Linked DNA regions of Homo sapiens: region 1 is linked to region 2. A link is an interaction called in ENCODE POLR2A ChIA-PET data of the cell type or tissue named here. Cell type or tissue: Caco-2. All regions are shown on one strand. Links, peaks and the distances in the headings refer to the core of each region. The heading gives the core; the rest is flanking DNA.

The links. Peaks named below come from ENCODE experiments on the same cell type or tissue, not always from the same donor. Only the 100,000 strongest peaks of a DNase experiment are listed, where the experiment ranks them.
Region 1: POLR2A ChIA-PET joins it to region 2 with 13 read pairs; 3 of 35 experiments call an interaction of 5 or more read pairs at or near these places.

Annotation. Positions count from the first base shown.
Region 1 is chr17:58,162,875-58,171,475 of GRCh38, forward strand. It overlaps OR4D2 (olfactory receptor family 4 subfamily D member 2), which reads left to right and starts at 4,108. Exons shown (of 2, transcript NM_001004707.4): 1 at 4,108-4,179; 2 at 6,764-8,242. The coding sequence starts at 6,782. The coding sequence ends at 7,705. In Caco-2, for the core only: no CTCF peak of the experiment used is centred there; no DNase peak of the experiment used is centred there.
Region 2 is chr17:58,247,125-58,252,124 of GRCh38, forward strand. LPO (lactoperoxidase) reads left to right here. Exons shown (of 13, transcript NM_006151.3): 4 at 354-514; 5 at 1,936-2,053; 6 at 2,442-2,571; 7 at 3,291-3,497. It overlaps LOC124904038 (a long non-coding RNA gene), which reads right to left and starts at 1,960. Exons shown (of 3, transcript XR_007065862.1): 1 at 1,818-1,960. RefSeq lists enhancers at 1,660-2,225, 2,356-2,425. In Caco-2, for the core only: CTCF peaks have their summits at 1,489, 1,688 and 2,719 (motif pointing right); DNase peaks (open chromatin) are centred at 2,505 and 2,717; H3K4me3 peaks cover 578 bases.

The DNA.
Region 1 (8,601 bases), core at 1,871-6,870, 82 kb before region 2:
TGCATTTCTATTAATATCTTGATTGACCGGCGTTTGTCCCCAGGTAGGTTTTTCAAGAAAGATTTATGAGAACTATATTTTCTGAATTAAATATTTGAAACAATTTATCTGTTGTTTTTATATATAAATGACAATTTCACTGAATAAGCATCTTTGGATAATACTTTTTATTTTTCTTAGGTCTTTGTAGATGTTCTTCCGTTTTCTAGGGCTATTGAGAAGTTTGAAGCCAGCCTTCTTCTTATAGATGGATTCATCTTTTTCCATGGCAGCTTTTAGGATTCTTTCTTTATCTTTGGAATTCTGTAACTTTATTCAGTTCTGTTGTAGCATCTGTTGACATTTATCACATTTCCTGGCACACAATCTGCCTTTTCAATCTATTGATTCCATTTATTTCATTTTCAGGAACATTTTCTTGAATTACATCTTTGGATATTTTTTGCTCCAATTATTTATATGTCTTCTTCAAGGACATCCAAGTATTAATTAAACTGATATTCTTTGTCTATATTTCATGTACAAACATACACACACACTTCTTACTCATCCTTTTAAACTTTTGCTCTTTTCCATTTCATTGTGTTTAGTTCTCTTAAGCCTGCCTTTCAGATATCTTACTGTATTTTAAGCAGTGACTATTCTCATTTTCACTGTTTCCATTTTTTTGTGATGATTTTATTTTCTTCCTATTCTTTTTTCCTGATCTCTGCCAGTTACGTTTTCCATCTCTGTTTTCATATTATCATTCAATTCTTAAGATTTAATTATTCTGCTGAGCTCTTAATAGATAGAAGTTTGATTCATTTTTTTCTGAGTTATCTACATTCTTGAAAAACTTTTCAATAAAAATTTTCTTCTCTATTCTGTTCTGTGCTCTTCACCTGCCTTCTTTCCTCCTTTTTGACCTATTTTTTATAGACTCTGCAAGTTGCTTTTTAATTATTACACATTCTTAAAGAAGCAATTTGTTTAACTAGTTATGTGTTAAAATAAAAAGTGGTGGTGATGGTAGTGAAGACAGGCCAGGGAGTGCTCTGGGTTAATTGTCCTGGGCTCACAGTGCAGCACTGAACACTGAATGATAGAGGCATTTGTGTGTTTGTGTGTGTGTGTGTGTGTGTGTGTGTGCGTGCGTGTAAATTTAGTCTATCTCTTCAGCTGGTAAAGATCAGCAGCTGCAGGGGTGCCCATAGCCCACAGTTTCTCTATCTTACTGGATAGTGCAGTTATAAATGTGGCATAAGCCCAGCCTCTCAATCCCTTTTTGGTGTTTAATATCACTTAAGGAAGCTCTTGCAGCCAGCCTGTGTGCCCGGATCTGGTCCATCCACACAAAGGTGGTTGTTTTATCTTCATTATATACCACCTACTTAGGAGCCAACTCTGCCAGCATTGTCCAGGAGTTGTTGTGGGCAGAAGCCTCTCTCTCTTCACAGTACTTGATAGTCCTTCATGGTTCATTTTGGGTTTTGTTGTCATCTGAGTTGTAAACATGTCTTAATTTTATTGAAAGTGGAATTTCTGTTGCCAGTGAGGAAGAGAAAAATAAAAACCTTTGTTTTCTTATAACCAGAAGTCATTTATTCATTTAATTTTTTAAAAGTTGTCTTGGGCCACTTTTTAGTTTATAAAAATCTTACTTTTATATGATTCAGAATATCAGTTCTAAAGGTAATATACAGCACAGAAAAGCTGCTTATAATCTACAACACTGACACAAAGGGAAGGAATATAAGTAAAATTTCTTCCAGATTTATCTTACACATGGTTAATCCACAACACCAGGTGCTTAATTGAATTTGTTGAATATGCCCCCATTAAAATGAATATGGCTATATTTATGAGAATTTATGCCTTTAAGACATCTCTTACTGAGGCTATGTTCTCTGAGAGAGAGAGAGAGGAGAGAGAGAGAGAGAGAGAGAGAGAGAGATAAAGGTATTTATTGCAAGGACTTGGCTTACATGATTGTGAAGCTGGCTAGGCAAGTACGTAATCTGCAGGGCAGGCCATCAGCTGAAGTTGCTGTCTACATGCAGAATTTTCCTCCTTCAGGGAAACCTCAGTTCTTCTCTTTAGTTCTTTCAACTGATTGAATCAGGCACACCCAGATGATCTAGGATAACCTCCTTTACTTAAAGTCAACTGATTATAGACATCAATTTTATCTACAAAATACCTTCACAGCAACACCTAGATTAGAGTTTGATTGAATAACTGGAAACTATAGCCTAGTCAAGTTGACACATAACACAGACCATCACAAAGGGAGAATGATTAATTATCAATGATGCTGGGCTTCCTGCATGAGAATTTACATGATATTTCCTCTACACGTGTCCTGTATCCGTTTAGTGGCTTGACATTATAATAGTAGCTAAGTCTGACAAACATTTATTTTCTTAGAAATGTGATACATATAGAAATAATTTTCTCAGCTCAATTTTCCATGACTGAGTCTTTAGCATAATTACTCCATCCAGGCCATTCATACACTGGCAACCATTATACTGGCTAGTGGTTGCAGTAAAGATGAGCTTTGATGGACATTTTACGACCTACCTGTACTTTTGACAGGGGAAATATATAAACTGGAACCTACCAGGTCTCTATTACTGAAAGCTAAATCGGAATCATAAAGAATTAATCCAGGTAATTCAAAATCACCCATCTGAGAGTCAATAACATTAACAAGGCCTGTGCCCATCCCCACCATCAATCTAGACTACTTTCCTGAGTGGCTCAATTTTAAAGTAGACTAAAGCTCCAAATAATGGGAAGAATTTGTGTTTTTTTTAAATTGACATCTCTTGTATGTGAAAGAACGTCACTTCGTGTTCTTATCCCCAGAGGCAGAGTCTTTATTTTGCCAAGTATAAACATTCGCAATGAAAGAACTCAGACCAACCTGAGAACCTCACGTGGATCAGAGAGCTGTGAGAAATCACACAGATTTTACAGCACATCAAGCTTACAGTGTTGGTTAATTCCAATTTTTAATCAGTTCCTCATAATTAGAAAATATATGGGCTTCTTGTGCCAATCCTTGTATTAAAGGGAGTAATAATTGACATGTAAATAATGCTAGCACTTTGTAGATGGTGTGAGTATAATTGATATGGGTAGTGAATCAACTGTGGGGGTATTGGTTGACAAGATGAAGAACAAGATTTATGGGGTAATTAAGTTTTCATTTTAGTATGCAGACATTTTCCCATCCATGACGTTGCCTATGTAAAGATCAATTCAGTTTAAAAGGAGAAGAAATCAAACCAGTTACCTTGACAACACCATGAAAGAGAACTATCCATTGTGCTGAAGAGCAAGTCGTTGGTTCTCAATGTCTGGTCCCTGGAACAGGTGCATCAGCATTATCTGAGAACTTGCTACAAATGCAAATTCTTGGTCTTACCATTGATGTACTGAATGAGAAATTCTGGGCTGGGAACAGAAGTCTGCCTTTTAACAAGGCCTTCAGGTAATTCTCTCAAGGGTAGGTGTCACTGGTCTAAGAAAGAAATTCTCCTAAAACTCTCAGAGTCTCCTTTTTTTTGAAGACCCTCTTGTCCTTTTGGATCTTGGCCTGAATATTACCCATTCCTCAAATCTCTAAAATTTTCAATGTGCTTGGTACTTTGGGCCCCCCAAGGAAGACCTCTCAAAGAGTGTGTGCTTTTGAGACATTTAGAAACTTTTTAACAACTCCCATTGCTCCCTTGGCCCCAGTGATAATCAGCCCAGCTCAGCTTCCTGAGCCCTGTCCAATAGTTTCTCCCAAAGGATATTCCCCCTTCCCCTGGGGTCTCACCCATGGTATTATTCATGAAGTAAGGGCAGGAGCTAAGAAACTGTGAGGCTGAAGCAAAGGATCTCCAAGAAGATGTACACTGAAGCCCCATTCTGGGCTAAAGGGAGGTGAGAGACCAGTGTTTCCTCAGCTGCACAGAGATCAGCTGTAAGAAAGATCTTGCAACACCTGCTAGAGGGTGGGAGTAATAAGCAAGTGACATAGACCTGACGATAGTAAGTCTAAAGGATGAGCAGAGACTCAAGAAAAACTGCAAGGGGAATGTGATGTTGAAAACGGATGCCTCCGATTACATAGGAAAACAACAAAGCACAGAATTCGCCCTATGAGACTTAGAGGGAGGATGCTCACAGCAAAGGACATCAACGGTGAGGAAAATCACAAGATTCTCGACATTGTCACATAAAACAAAGTCACATTTACCTGCTAATATATTAAGTTGGCAAACATTTCTGAGCAAGTGCTAAATCAGAGATGCTGTCATAGACTCTGGGCTTACTAAGTTATTGAATTTACAATCTAGTTAAGAGAAGCAATAGAAAAAATGATAAATGCTATAATGGAGGTATTTATCAAATGCTATTGGAACACAGAGAAATAAGGAATTAATTCTGCATGAGAGAAATGGGGGGAGGAGTCAAAGGGAAAGTGATATTTCTCTTATCGCCTCTAGGTTGAGAAGGTAGCAAAAGGCATTTCAGGAAACAGGATTTATTACCAAAGATATGAAAATAATGAAATATACTGCCTACATGGAAGCTATGAGTTCTTTGAACAGCAATCAGTTCCCAGGTGACAGTGATACTGATTAGAAAGGTATAGGGAGGCTATTTTTTATAGTCTTGTATGAAATGCTGAGAGAGAGTTGCATGCACGTATGTAGGTATGTTTTTCCACCCTCAGTTTATCCACAGAGCATTTTAGGTGGCTTCTGAGAGTTTGAGTTTTAAGCTGTGAGCAAATCAAATATTATAACAATGAGGAATATGATCACATCTGAGTCAGAGGGGTCTCATGGACAGCTGTGTAGAAGGTGTCCTGGAGTGAGGCCAGGCGCGGTGGCTCATGCCTGTAATCCCAGCACTTTGGGAGGCGGAAGCGGGCGGATCACGAGGTCAGGAGATCGAGACCATCCTGCTAACACAGTGAAACCGTGTTACAAAAAAAATTAGCCGGGCGAGGTGGTGGGCGCCTGTAGTTCCAGCTACGCGGGAGGCTGAGGTAAAAGAATGGCGTGAACCCGGGAGGCGGAGCTTGCAGTGAGTGAGCCGAGATCGCGCCACTCCAGCCTGGGCGACAGCGAGACTCCGTCACAAAAAAAAAAAAAAAAAAAAAAAGAAGGTGTCCTGGAGTGGAAGTAAACTGAAGGAGCAGAATAAGATTAGAATGACCTATAATATTGTAGATAATAGATTGCAATAGGCCAGGTAAGAGAGGGTAAGAGAGATTGAGACAGGGCAGGGGGAGGGGGGAGACCACTGACCCCCTCCCCTGTCACCCTCCATCTTCTTCTTCTTTTTTTTTTGTTTTTGATTTTTTGAGACAGAGTCTCGCTCTGTCACCCAGGCTGGAGTGCAGTGGCATGACCTCCACTCACTGCAGCCTCCAACCAGCTTCAAGCGATTCTCCTGCCTCAGCCTCCCAAGTAGCTGAGATTACAGGTGTGTGCCACCACGCCCGGCTAATTTTTTTGTATTTTTAGTACAGATCCGGAGTTTCACCATGTTGGCCAGGCTGGTCTCAAACTTCTGACTTCAAGTGATCCATCCGCCTCCGCCTCCCAAATTTCTGGGACTACAGGCGTGAGCCACCTCTCCCGGCTCCTCCATCTTCTTCTGTCCCTTTAGTCCCGTTTTCTCCACCTCCCCAGCACTTTTCCACTTCCTTTACCTTCACTTGCTCTATTCCTTCATCTCCCTTTATTCCTTTGTCTATTTCTATTTGTTTTCTTTCAACAACTTCCTTTGTCTCCCACCCTTGGATTCAGTAACATCTTGTAAAATTCCTGTTTCATTCAGAAGCTCTCTGAGTCCCCTTCATACAATATTCATCATCTATTTCTCAATCCAATGACTCTCCCTCCCTTTTCTCCCTCTTGTCTCAGCACCACCACATATGCCTCACTCATAAGGGGCCGCCCACAGTGGAGGGCAGGGGAACTACTGGATGTCTCAGGCATCCAGCTGCATCCAGTGTCTTCCTTGTGCTGAACTTGTGCACCTGATAGCTATTCACCCATGCAGCAGTCAACACCAAGAGCTTTTTAAGTTAACTGTCATTAAGAATGGGTACTGCAGGGCACAAATAAATTGTGAGATCCAGATATAGGCTTTGGACTTAATAGTTGAATTGTGGAGGGAAAATATAGACAAGGAAAATCCATTAACACGATGATGTATTAAATGTCATGTGAAAAATAATTGGCAAAGAATCTTATTACAGAGTGGAAGAGAGGATATCTTTAGATTAAGAGAATTCACACAGGTGAGTAATTGCCATTGATTATTCCATACACTGTTTTAGGAACTTTATATCTATCATTCTACTTAAGTCCTCAGAAAATTCTACAAAGCAGGTATTTTTATTTCTACCTTACAAATTCCCGTGAAAACTGAGGCCCAGAAAGATTAAGTAAGTTACTCATGGTCAAATCACAATGAAATGAAAGACCTGAAATTTGACTTCAGATGTATCTGACTCCAAGTGTCTTCCCACCACTATATGAATCTTTGAAAGGCAGGTTGTATATACTTCTGGATGGCGTTAAGATTTCAGGAATGTATATTCCAGCACCCACTTGTAAACGATCCAGAGACAAGACAGCACCTAGTATAATGGTCTACACATAAGGATGCTCATCATATGGGCCTAAAACCTTGGTTCTGAGCCCCTGAGCCCTGAAAGGGAAAGTAGTGACTTCATGTATCTGTGTCTGTGGTTCATTTTCTTCAGGTGTATGGAGAAAACACCATGGAAACAGGGAACCTCACGTGGGTATCAGACTTTGTCTTCCTGGGGCTCTCGCAGACTCGGGAGCTCCAGCGTTTCCTGTTTCTAATGTTCCTGTTTGTCTACATCACCACTGTTATGGGAAACATCCTTATCATCATCACAGTGACCTCTGATTCCCAGCTCCACACACCCATGTACTTTCTGCTCCGAAACCTGGCTGTCCTAGACCTCTGTTTCTCTTCAGTCACTGCTCCCAAAATGCTAGTGGACCTCCTCTCTGAGAAGAAAACCATCTCTTACCAGGGCTGCATGGGTCAGATCTTCTTCTTCCACTTTTTGGGAGGTGCCATGGTCTTCTTCCTCTCAGTGATGGCCTTTGACCGCCTCATTGCCATCTCCCGGCCCCTCCGCTATGTCACCGTCATGAACACTCAGCTCTGGGTGGGGCTGGTGGTAGCCACCTGGGTGGGAGGCTTTGTCCACTCTATTGTCCAGCTGGCTCTGATGCTCCCACTGCCCTTCTGTGGCCCCAACATTTTGGATAACTTCTACTGTGATGTTCCCCAAGTACTGAGACTTGCCTGCACTGACACCTCACTGCTGGAGTTCCTCAAGATCTCCAACAGTGGGCTGCTGGATGTCGTCTGGTTCTTCCTCCTCCTGATGTCCTACTTATTCATCCTGGTGATGCTGAGGTCACATCCAGGGGAGGCAAGAAGGAAGGCAGCTTCCACCTGCACCACCCACATCATCGTGGTTTCCATGATCTTCGTTCCAAGCATTTACCTCTATGCCCGGCCCTTCACTCCATTCCCTATGGACAAGCTTGTGTCCATCGGCCACACAGTCATGACCCCCATGCTCAACCCCATGATCTATACCCTGAGGAACCAGGACATGCAGGCAGCAGTGAGAAGATTAGGGAGACACCGGCTGGTTTGAGAGTGACAATGGTAGGTTTCTTCTCTTTGGCTTTGTTTTCCCTTTGTGAAGTGGAGAGGGAGCTACTACCTTTGCTCTCTTCATAGTGTGTTGAGGTTCATCATAGCAGGGAATGAATTTTGAAACTAAGCAACTTCGTGTTTTAGGAAAAAAGAAAGTATCCTCTTTGGTGGTTAAGGTTTGTGATAAAGAGTTTTAACACACTCGCAACAATGAGAATTGTTCACATGGCCCCTGAAAACCACACCTTCCTTTTCACCTTCTTGGTGGACAGTTTCCTGTTGACAGCATTTCCCCTGTGCGAACATTTCTATTTTCCGTATTTTGAGCTCTCTTCCCAATATTTCCTTTTGGTGTGAGTCTGGGTTGTTGGGAACAGCACAGAATTTGGAGTCTTAAGCTCTAAATTAGAGGCCCTGACCCATCATTGACCAAACTGATGACTTCGAGTAAGCCACCCAGCTTTTCTTGGCCTCATGATTTCTCCCTCACCAATTTGCTTAAATTAGTATGTGCCCCTAAAATATTCTATGTTTGTTATGAGATTCAAATAAAAAAATTTTGTGATAAAACAACAAGTAAATCATATAACTATATGTTATCTTCCAAGCTTTTAAAAATGATTGTATTTTATTTTCAAATATGAAATTATTATGAGTATTCAAGCTTTTTCTCTCTATATTTACATTTTAATATAATATACAAATTTTGAATAAAAGATCATGGGCAATGCATGCACATTATGAAACTTATGTCATTATGTATAAATGCTCATGTATACACTACTCGATTCAAGAACCAGAAGTTACCAATAACTTGCCTTCACCTGTATTGTCCTCTCCATTGTGTTCACCTTGATTCCTATCCAGAAGAAATCACTCTGTTGAATTTCATGT
Region 2 (5,000 bases), core at 1-5,000:
CCACCCCTGTGTCTGTCCAGCTCTAAGCCCACTTTAGGCTAGCAGTGTCCAAGATAACTTTCTAGGATGATGAAATGTTCTATATCTGCACTGTCCAACACAGTCATCACTAACCACACCTGGCTATTGAGCACTTGAGGTGTGCCTAGTGCTGCTGAGGAACTGAATTTTTAATTTTAATTTTAATGAGTTTCAATTTAAATAGCCACATGTGGTTAGTGGCTACTGTATTGGACAGTGCAGCAGCTGGGTTATGAGGCCATGTTGTACACACACCCCTCCCACCCCTCCAGCGGCCCCCAGCCCCCTTCCTACAGGGTCCAGGCCATGATCCCCATCTCCCTCCACTGTAGGCTGAAGACCGCCATGAGCTCTGAGACTCCCACCAGCCGACAGCTCTCAGAATACCTCAAGCATGCCAAAGGCCGGACGCGCACAGCCATCCGCAATGGACAGGTGTGGGAGGAGTCTTTAAAGAGACTGAGGCAGAAGGCATCCTTGACCAATGTCACAGGTACAGAAAACCCACCAGCCCTCTGTGGCAGGAAGGGGTCATCTCCCCACAGGAGAAAGCAGAGGCCACCCAAAGCTGCACTTCCTGTTGAGAGCTATCTACTCAGAGGAACACTCCTGTCTCTCCCTTCTTAGACCCGTAGACGAGACTGGCAGAGCAAGGAAGGTCTTAGAGGACAGCTAGGGCAATGCTGTTTTTGCAGAGGAAGAAACTGAGACCTAGCAAGCTCACATGGCCGACTCCAAGTGAGGGGACATTGGTGCTCTTTGTATAACACCGTCTGTAAGGCCTCTGCCCAAAGGAAGTGCTAAAGTCAATAAACATGGGTTCCTTGTCCTAAGCCACAGTGTCACCACTTCCTCTAGTAGAAGAGACATTTAAGCCACATGTGTCAGGGGGATTTACTTGGGATAATGTCACAGGAGCTAAGATTTCCATCGTGTTCTGGGTAAGATGGAGCTATCAGTAAGTGAACTTAACTGATGGCTTGGTCATGGCCTCCTCCATCCCCTCCACTCTCACCCCCAACCAAATGCCACAGCCCACAGAGGGTCATGAGGAAGGGGTTTGGTCCTGACAGGAGGAAAAGGCTGCAGGTTCTCCCTGGGAAAACATCAAGTGAGGGGGGATACCTGGCCCAGGAGTTGGGCAAATTCCAAAGCTCCAAAAGAAGGAAACTGGGACAAGGTAAGAAGTAGGAAGCACTTTGACCTCTGAAATACAAAAGGTTCGGAGAGCTGAAATCCTGCCACCTTTCAGAGATGGCCCCCCGGAAGAAGCCCCCATGAGCCAGATTCCCTCACCTCCCTGCCCTTGCAGACGCCAGGGTGGATGAGGGTATGCGTTCAGAAGTGGGCATCTCTCTCCACTCTGTGCCCACACTGAACACTCTGATGCCTAAAGCCCCCCTACTCTGTCACTCCTCCCACAACCCTTGCCCCTCACTGAAAAATTACCTGTCCCTTCCCAACCTCTATCCTAGCTATGTCCCTGCTTGCTTGGTACTTCAGATGTGAACGAAGCTTTAGAAGAAAGCAGTCTTATCACACTAACTCATACTAACATATGCTTAACCTCCCGGGGTATTTCCATTCTAAAAGAAAGATCTGTCAATTCAAATGAATCTGGACCTGGTATACCAGGAATTACTAGCAATTCTGGGGACATTCCCAGTTACTCTGTGTGGCCTTGGGCAAGTCTCTTGAACATTGTGTTCTCATTTTCTTCCCTGTAAAATGGGAATAAAATGTATTACCTTAATGTGCTGTCAGATTAATTGAGAAACCACTTGAGAAACGCTTACTTAGAATGGAATGCATTCCAAAACATGCAGGTTCACCTCTGGTCTCCATTTCCTGCCTCCCACGGGTGCCTGTGAATGGAGAAAGAACTCAGTCCCTTTGGGGTCCCTTCTGTTTCAGATCCCAGCCTGGACTTGACTTCACTGTCTCTGGAGGTGGGCTGTGGTGCTCCTGCTCCCGTGGTGAGATGCGACCCGTGCAGCCCTTACCGCACCATTACGGGAGACTGCAATAACAGGTGGCGGGGCTTGGGGTGTGGGGGCCGACCATTCCAGCCACTCCGCCCCGCCCTGCCAAGGCCTTTGTCCCTTGGGCACTCTAGGCAGATCTGCCACTGCCTTGCCCACCTGGGCTGGCGTTCCCACCTTCCCCACCTTCTCAAGATCGCGCGTCTCCAGCCCTCTCCCTCCAGCCCACTGTGTGTCTCTGGAAGCGGCACCTTTCCCCGGGGCGGGGGAGCCCCGCGCCTTCAGGGGGTGGGCGCAGTTCAGAGACCCCAAATTTGAGAGGCCCCCTTCTCTGCGTCCCCTCCGCCTCGAGCAGAGGCTCCTTCCCCCATGGGGTCCTGGGCTTTGGAGCCCCGGAGCCGGCCTGCCGAAGCTCAGCGAGGATCGTGCTGGTTTCAGGAGGAAGCCTGCGCTGGGCGCCGCCAACAGGGCTCTGGCGCGCTGGCTGCCCGCGGAGTACGAGGACGGGCTCTCCCTGCCCTTCGGCTGGACGCCGGGGAAGACGCGCAACGGCTTCCCTCTCCCGCTGGTGAGGGCAGGCCGGGCCGGGGTGAAGGATGGGAGCCAGAGGGGACGGGATGCACTACCCAAACACGCAGTGAAAGGAGGAGGAGGGATCGGTGGGGGCAGCAGGGGTGCGCGATGGAGATCTGCACAGACCCCCACCTTCCGCTAGAGGGCAGCAGAGCTCGGAGCCCGGAGCCCGGCCACGTGGCGGTCACGTTCTGGCCGCCGCAGGCCAGATACCCTGGGGTCTCCCGGGCAGATGGCCTCCCTGCCCCATCCCGCTCGCACTTACCCCAGCCCCCGCCCCTGGAGTGCATCAGCTGTTGTTTGCCTGGAGGTCCTATTTGTTGGCCTTATCGAGCTGGCAGCCCCTACCCAGAGCCCCTCTCCTATTCCTGGACACCTGGCACCTCCGTAGCTCGCATTTCAGAGGCAGCCTGTCTTTGTTTTCCCTCTCTTAGTGGAAAGGGCACCGGCTTGGCAAATCATCAAGTCATACGGATCTGGGTTCAATCCCATCCCTGTCCCTTTGTAGCGGCAGGACCTTGGAGAACTGACTTCACCTGTCCAGGATTCAATCTCCCCCTCTACAGAATAGGCTAATGCCACCCACCTCACAAACTCCTTGTAGGGATTAAGTGCACTTGTAACATGGTAGGTAGTTAATAAGCTGTAGTTGCATCTGAATCCTCAAAGCACTTTTTCCTCTAATCTGCCCTCCCCTTCTCTCTCCATCTGTAGGCCCGGGAGGTATCTAACAAGATTGTTGGCTATCTGAATGAGGAGGGTGTTCTGGACCAAAACAGGTCCCTGCTCTTCATGCAGTGGGGTCAGATTGTGGATCATGACCTGGACTTTGCCCCTGACACCGAGCTGGGGAGTAGCGAGTACTCCAAAGCCCAGTGTGATGAGTACTGTATCCAGGGAGACAACTGCTTCCCCATCATGGTACGGCCCTGCAGCTAGGCATCTCTGACTAGCCCCTTGCCCACCCTGATGTAGCAGACATTCCCAGCTCATCAGCTAGGATCTCTGGATAGATCTGGGATACTGATTTGGTAGTTTCCCATGCCTCACGTGTCCATTCGTTCACTCATCCGTTTATTCAGTAAATAGACATTGACCACCCCATACCAGGCAGTGCACTAAGCGCTGAGGATTCCAAAGTGAACAGGACACCGCTCCTGCTCTCAAGAACAAAGGGCCAGTGTGGGAATTGGACAAGTAAACTACTGATAGCAGAATGGGAACACTGGAGAAGGTTGTCTACATTCCCGACCCAGCAGCATTGGTAAAACCTGCTTATTAGAAATGTAAAATCTCAGTTGGGCGAGGCGGCTCATGCCTATAATCCCAGCACTTGGGGAGGCTGAGGTGGACAGATCACCTGAGGTCAAGAGTTTGAGACCAGCCTGGCCAACATGGTGAAACCCCGTCTCTACTAAAAATACAAAAATTAGCCTGGCGAGGTGGCACATGCATGTGGTCCCAGCTACTCAGGAGGTTGAGGCAGGAGAACCGCTTGAACCTGGGAGGCGGAGGTTGCAGTGAGCCGAGATCACGCCACTGCACTCCAGCCTGGGCAACAGAGCAAGATTCCAACTCAAAAAAGAAAAAAGAAAAAGAAAAAAAAAATGCAAAATCTCAAGTCTCACCCAAGATGTTAGGAAATAGATTCTACATTTTTACCAAGATCAACAGAGATTCATTTTATACATGATAAAGTTTATACTGCTGTACATCATCGTGGAGGATGACTTCAACTCCACTCAGAAGGACTTGAAACCTGGATGAATCCGAGTGAGCAGCAGGGATTTGTAGGGATTTCCATCCGGAAGGGAGAGGAGCTTGCAGCAATGCATCTTTTCTTATTATTCATGGGTATTACAGTTGGAGAGTCATTTCTTCACTCAAAGAATAAATCGAGGCTATGTGCTGTGGTATAAAGAGCATAAACTGTGGAATGAAGCCAATGATCTGAATCCTACATCTTTCCCTTCCAGTGTATAAGTTCTTAGGCAACTTACTTAACTTTTCTGAGCCCCAGTTTTCTCATCTATAAAATGGAACTGAATTGTCCACCTTACAGGGTTTTTTTGAGGACTGAGATGAGTTAAAGTATGCATAATTCCTGGCACATGGTAAGTCCAAAATAAATACATGGCAGCTGTTGTTAGTAGTAATTATTAACAAACCTGTTCCCACCTCGTGTCCTGCTTTCCTGTCCAGGGAGCTCAATACTCCCTCCTCACCAGAAATTTGGAGCCCTCACTGTGAGGACTGAATGATTACCCTCAGTTCTTTCACACAACAGGATGTAATGAACTTCAGGATATTATGAGCCCAGGGTGTGTAATGTCAGCAAGAAGTGTCTGGGGTCAGTGTCTGGTACCAGGGTCCTAGGAGGGTGCCATCAGCATCTTTGCATCCAGACTTGCCCTGGGGAGAGGT